Linked DNA regions of Homo sapiens: region 2 is linked to region 1. A link is a contact called in ENCODE Hi-C or POLR2A ChIA-PET data. All regions are on one chromosome and are shown on one strand. The core of a region is the stretch at or near the end of the contact, and the rest is flanking DNA. Distances in the headings are between cores, read along the strand shown.

What was found. A loop is a pair of places that touch in the nucleus more often than their neighbours do. ChIA-PET counts read pairs that join two places held with the same protein, here RNA polymerase II (POLR2A). Pooled maps may share reads with other maps.
Region 2: a loop to region 1 is called in a pooled map, with 3 times the contacts of the local background. The contact joins the promoter of KHDC1 here to the enhancer-like site in region 1. A Hi-C loop is called at or near these places in 1 of 168 maps with a recorded cell type or tissue (naive thymus-derived CD4-positive, alpha-beta T cell) and 7 of 50 pooled maps. POLR2A ChIA-PET finds 5 or more read pairs at or near these places in 3 of 52 experiments (CD8-positive, alpha-beta memory T cell, WTC11 and activated naive CD4-positive, alpha-beta T cell).

The regions. Positions count from the first base shown.
Region 1 is chr6:73,470,489-73,473,798 of GRCh38, forward strand. MTO1 (mitochondrial tRNA translation optimization 1) reads left to right here. Exons shown (of 12, transcript NM_012123.4): 4 at 2,877-3,166. Among named protein-coding and RNA genes, the nearest start is that of MTO1, 10 kb to the left of the region's middle. RefSeq lists an enhancer at 1,674-1,743. Within about 2 kb of position 1,548, at least 3 of the 41 ENCODE cell types and tissues checked have a DNase peak (open chromatin) inside an H3K27ac peak, as active enhancers do.
Region 2 is chr6:73,261,461-73,264,770 of GRCh38, forward strand. It overlaps KHDC1 (KH domain containing 1), which reads right to left and starts at 1,736. Exons shown (of 4, transcript NM_030568.5): 1 at 1,314-1,736. All of the region lies in intron 2 of LOC122539213 (KHDC1-KHDC1L), which reads right to left. It also overlaps the pseudogene KHDC1-AS1. RefSeq lists a silencer at 1,580-1,849.

The DNA.
Region 1 (3,310 bases), core at 298-2,797:
AGCCACCGCGCGTGGCCCAGGAGTGTCATCTTTTAAAATACATATCTTAATTCCCATTTTCATTTTTATTATAGATTTATTAATTTTCTTGATTGGGAAATACATACTTAGGGCCAACAACTTAAAGGCTACAAAAAGCATATAGAGTGAAAAGATAGTCTGTCTTAGCTGGGCATTATGGGCATTATGTGATTATGGCTCACACCTATAATCCCAGCACTTTGGAAGGCCGAGGCAGGTGGATCACCTGAGGTCGGGAGTTTGAGACCAGTCTGGCCAACATGGCGAAACTCGTCTCTACTAAAAATACAAAAATTAGCCAGGCATGATGGCTCACGCCTGTAGTCCCAGCTACTCAGGAGGCTAAGGCAGGAGAATCACTTGAACCTGGGAGATGGAGGTTGCAGTGAGCTGAGATCTTGCTACTGCACTCCAGCCTGGGTGAGAGAGCAAGAGTCTGTCTCAATAGAAAAAAAAAAGATAGTCTGTCTCCTTCACTTTGTCCCCTCAACCAGCCAGTTTTCTTTCTCAGGAGCATTTGCTTTGTTAATCTGTTGTGTGGTCTTTCTACCTAGGCATATGTACATGTCTTCATGCATATGTATATGTATTTTTTGTTGTTTTCACAAAATCGTAGCATATTATACACACTGTTCCTCTGTACCTTTTTTTAAAAAAAAAACTTAATCTGTGTTTGCTTTGCTTTTGGAGGCCATGCTTTTTTTTTTTAAGTTTGTGGGTTTGTTCCGATGGTTACCTTAAAAGCTATGATTTTATATATAATATAATATGCTCACTGACTTCCCTCAAGTAACAATTACTAAATTAGTTTTACTTTCATTTCCTTTTCTCCCCCGACTTTCTTTATTTTCCAGATTTAATGGTTATATTGTTTTTATTAGTATTTATGTTTATACCCTTAAATTGTTTATTTTTTTATTTTTGAGACAAGTTCTCTCCCTCTTTCTTAGGCTGGAGTGCAGTGGCATGATCACAGCTCGCTGTAGCCTCGACCACCTGGACCCAAGTGATCTTCCTGCCTCAGCCTCCTGTGTAGCTGGGACCACAGGCATGTGTCACCACCCCTGGCTAATTTATTATTTTTTTTTGTAGAGATGGGGGTCTCACTATGTTGCCAGGACTGGTCTTGAACCCCAGGGCTCCAGTGATCTTCCTGCCCCAGTCTCTCAAAGTGTTCATATTATAGTCATGAGCCACTGAGCCTGGCCGATTTAATTTAATATCTTTAAATGCTATTTTGTGATCCTGTCCATATTTTATAGGCCCAACAATAACAATTTTTTTGTGGTAAAATATACAAACCATAAAATGTACCATTTTAACCATTTTTAAGTGTACAATTCAGTGCTATTAAGTACATTGACAGTGTTGTGCACCCATCACCACCAACGGTCTCTTGAACTTTTTCATCATCCCAAATTAAAATTCTGTACCCATTAAACAAAAAGTCCCCATTACCTGAAGAATAAACCTCCATTTTACTGTAAGGTAGAGCTATCTGAGGACAAAACCTTAATGTGTAAATTTCAGCTGTTTCTTTCATTTTCTGTTCCAAGTTTCATTTCTACATTCCTCCTCAGTTCTTATTCTCAGTTCTCTAATTTCTGAGCCTTTGCAGGGCAAATTAGTTCATTCTCATTGATATATCTTCTCTTCAGATATTAATACTTAAGTTATAGCTATCTCCCCTCTGCTAGATGAGTTACCATTCTTCCAAACACTTTCTATCTTTCAAAAATACATTGAAATTTCTCATCTTCTGACTGGTTCTTTTTCATTACTTGTCCTTTTGGTTTTATACCTTTTTTATTCCCCTATTTAATTTTCTTTGAGTTTTAGAAGGGAGAAGAAATGAGAGGTTGTATGCCATATTTATCCTGAAGTCTAAAATTAATTAATTTTTTAAATTAATTGAGACTAACTTTTTAGTGCTGATATGATTTTAGGTACATGTGAATTGGTGATAACACATTGTATTCTCTCTCCTAGATTGCTTAGATTGAGATTGATAACATATTAGCCTTCTTACTCATTTAAAATTCTTTGTCTGGGGTAGGGGAAATGGGAAGATACTGCTCAAAGGTTATACATTTTCAGCTGTAAGTTGAATAAGTTCTAGCAATCTAGTGAGCAGTATGGTAACTGCAGTTAATAATAATGTATGATATACTTGAAATTTGCTAAGGGAGTAGATCATAAGTGTTCTCACCACACAAAACGTGTAACTATGTGAGGTGATGGTTATATTAATTAGCTTGATTATGGGTATCATCACAGAAGGTATACTTGTATCAAAACACCATGTTGCATACTCTAAATATATACAGTTTTTTATATGTCTGTTATATGTCGATAAGTCTTGAAAAAACAAAAATATTAAAAAAGATTCTCAAGTTTTTAAAGACTGATAGTTTTTCTGTAGTTGTAATGTAAAATAGTCACATTCCATTTTGATCCATGGTAACAATTTAAAAAATGACTTTAGGCCGGGCGCGGTGGCTCACGCCTGTAAGTAATCCCAGCGCTTTGGGAGGCAGAGGTGGGTGGATCACCTGAGGTCGGGAATTCGAGACCAGCCTGACCAACATGGAGAAACCCCATCTCTACTAAAAATATAAAACTAGCTGAGCGTGGTGGCGCATGCCTGTAATCTCAGCTACTCGGGAGGCTGAGGCAGGAGAATTGCTTGAACCCGGGAGGCGGAGGTTGCAGTGAGCGGACATTGCACCACTGCCCTCCAGCCTGGCGATAGAGTGAGACTTCATCTCAGATAGATAGATAGATAGATAGATACATAGATACATAAATACATAGATACATAGATAATGACTTTATTCTTTTTTCTTGTTATTTAGTGGATGGAAGCACAGTATATGCAGAGAGTGTGATTCTGACTACTGGGACATTTCTGAGAGGCATGATTGTAATTGGATTGGAGACGCATCCAGCAGGACGTTTAGGGGATCAGCCTTCTATAGGATTGGCTCAGACACTGGAGAAGTTAGGGTTTGTGGTGGGAAGGTTGAAGACTGGGACTCCACCCCGAATTGCCAAAGAGTCCATTAATTTCAGTATTCTAAACAAGCATATACCGGACAATCCATCCATACCATTCAGCTTTACCAATGAGACAGTATGGATTAAGGTAAGATACTTTACGAAAACCTGGCTTACAGCTGGTATTGGCTATTCACAGCAGGAAGTACTGTAACTTTTTTTTTTTTTTTTTGGCAGCAGTTCACTTTATAGCACTATTGCTTATAGTGCAAAGAAATGATTTTTTTTTTTT
Region 2 (3,310 bases), core at 486-2,985, 210 kb before region 1:
TTTTAAAAAAATAAGCATAGACTCTAGGACCAGGCACAGTGGCTCACACCTGTAATCCCAACACTTTGGGAGGTCGAGGCGGGCGGACCCCTTGAGCCCAGGAATTTGAGACCCGCCTGGGCAATATGGTGAAACCCTGTCACTATAAAAAAAATACCAAAAAAAAAAATAGGCTGGGAGTGGTGGCTCACGCCTGTAATCCCAGCACTTTGGGAGGCCAAGGCGGGTGGATCATGAGGTCAGGAGTTTGAAACCAGCCTGGCCAAGGTGGTGAAACCCCGTCTCTGCTAAAAATACAAAAATTAGCTGGGCATGGTGGCAGGCACCTGTAATCCCAGCTACTCGGGAGGCTGAGGCAGGAGAATCACTTGAACCCGGGAGATAGAGGTTGCAGTGAGCCAAGATCGCACCACTGCACTCCAGCCTGGGTGACAGAGCAAGACTCCATCTCAAAAAAAAAAAAAAAAGCCTAGCTGGGCAAGGTGGTATGTGCCTGCGGTCTCAGCTACTCAGGAGGCTGAGGTGAGAGAATTCATTGAGCCCGGCAGGTTGGAGCTGCAGTGAGCCATGATGGTGCCACAGCCCTCCAGCCTAGGCAGCAGGAAAGAGGCCCTTCTCAAAAAAAAAAAAGCATAGACTCTAGGGCCAAATTGATGTGCTCAAGCAAAGGTTTTGCCACTTACGGTGTAACCTTGGGCCAGTTGCTTAACCTCTCTTGACCTCACTTGCCTTCTTTGTAAACCAGAGGTGATAATAGTATACCCATTTCATAGGGCTGTGGTGAGAACTAGAGGAGTTAATACATTTAAAGAGCTTAAAAGTGTCTGGTGCATAGCAAGTGCTACGTAAATGTTAAACCTTTCCTGCCCTTTTCCTCTGCTCCTCCTTTCCCTTGTTTCCTGTTACAGCATTCCTTCTTTTTTTCTTACTATTTCCTCACTATGCCTTTGCTTGAATACTAAAAAGAAACTACTGGTCCAACAGCAGGCAACACCTCATGCGATTACTTTAAATGACTTCAAAATAATACAAACATATCCAGCACAATAGTTTACATTTTAAAGGTGTTACACCCATTTTGTTTTGAGATGTGTCAACAAAACCCGTGTTTCTTTTCTTTCTATAAGTTTAAAATGTCCCCAAATCAATTAACAATAGAGGAAAGTCACACGATCTGTTTTAATTTTTCTCTTTATACTGCTATCTCCTGTTTCCCCTGTTTTTACACTTCTTTGCAGCTCACTTTCCTTATCTGTAAGATATTCTTAGGATGAACTTAGTAAGAAATGTGCAAGATCTAGATGAAGACCCACCAGATAGGATGCTCTCTTGCAGACACGCAACTCACTGACTCAACCAATGAGGAAATTATCCCACAAAGCAGATAATCCTAATGGAGGGCAGAATTCAGGACTGAGCATCTCAGTGATGCCGCCGGGAACCCAGGCTTCTCTGTCCCTTCACCGGACTAACCGAGTTCGAGACCACAGGGGGGTCAGGTAGCCAAGGCTGGGCTTTGACGGTAGGAATGAAGGAGGTGAGGGTGGCGCGCCGCAGGCCTGGGCCACTCCCTGAGTAGGGCGGCGGCGGCGGCGGCGGCGGCGGCGGCAGCGGCGGCAGCGGCTGCAGGCCTGGCCGATTGTGAGGAGACAGCGGTACCTCCTGGGCCGCGCACCCGACCCTTCCAGGGGTCCCGGCTCGCGCCGCGGCCGCGCGAGGCGCGCTCGAGCGGAAGTGGCGGCGACCCCGCCGGAAGCGCGCGGCTGCGGCGCGGGAAGCAACCCAGAGCCCTCCTCCCGCCTGCTCTGTGTAGGAGACAGCCTGCGGAGCCCACTGCCGGCGCGCAGAGAGCCCAGCAGCTCTTGAGTCCAGGAAGCAAGGGTGGGAGGAGGGACGAGCCAGTGGCAATGACCCAGACCCGGACGACCCCCATTGCTGAGCCAGCGGAGCTGCTTGGTGAGTGGCCTCCAGGCGGCATCTCTTGCTCTCAGCCCGGAGGGGGTTTTGGGGACCCAGGCTGTGGGGCTGCCTCTTCCCATGCCTTCAGTTCACCCCGATATGGGGTGAAAAACCCTAGAGACCCTCGGGTGTCGGTCCACCAAGGGAGGTCCAGACTCCCCAGGAATGTTGCCTGGGGAGGGGTGTCGCGGTGGGGGGGGGGGTGACCCAGGCCCACCCTCTGCAGGGCACTTAAAATGCTCCACATCCCCAGTGGATGCCTCCTGTCACGCATCACACCGTGGTGTATTTGAGATCCCATCTGCCACTTGGGCTGGAGGGAAATGAATGTTTTTGGGTTTCTTGTCATTGCTTCCTGCGGATTCCATTTTACTCCTGTTCGTTTATGGCCTCAAACATGAATTTGAAGAATTTTGCCCTCCCTGGCAGTATTGGGAAGAAGATTCTTTTGTTCAAGTCCGTTTGGACAATTAGATGGGAGTATTAACAAAAGGTCGGGCTGGGCACAGTGGCTCACACCTGTAATCCCAACACTTTGGGAGGCCAAAGAGCAAGGATCGCTTGAGCCCAGGAGTTCGAAACCAGCTGGGGCAACAGAGGGAGAACTTGTCTCTACAAAAAATTTAAAAATCAGCTGGGCATGGTGGTGCACGCCTGTAGCCCAAGCTATATGGGAAGCTGAGGTGGGAGGATTGCTTGAGCCCGAGAGTTTGAGGCTGCTGTGAGCTGAGATCACGCCACTGCATTCCAGCCTGGGCAACAAAGCAAGACCCTGTCTGAGGTCAACTCTGCCCCCAGGAAGGTATGGGACCTTGCAATCTTATCTAGGTTGCGTCTTTTTCATTGAAATCACGAAATCATTAAGGTAAGTAGGGAAGGGTCAAGATAGCTAAGATGAGTGAGGGGACACAGACACCAATAAAAGTTCTAACTTTGAGGACTCCTCCAGTATTCTTTTCATCCTAAAGCTTCTGGCCTATCAGCTAGTTCAGACACAGCCTAGGAGTCTCAAGCCAGTACAGGAACAAGGAGGCAGGTTGCCCTCTTGGGGCAAAGCTGTGGCCCCACCCTTGATGAAGAACGCCTGTAGGAACCCAGGACCTGTGAGCAGGTAGAGTCCTGAAGGTTTAAGATTCTGTGGAGCAGGTATGTGCAGTGCCAGTGCGCAACCAGCAACTGATGGACAGGAATAGGTAGAGCTGCTCTGAGTGCATTCCTTTGGCAAGCCTGGGCCAGAGGCACACAGGAAGGAATTAGTCATGTGGTATCATAGGCCAGGTGTGGAAGCAAATGAGCCAGAGTGGAACCAGGACCAGCCAGGGCCAAGGCAGGGAGAAGAGTTCCTCTAGCT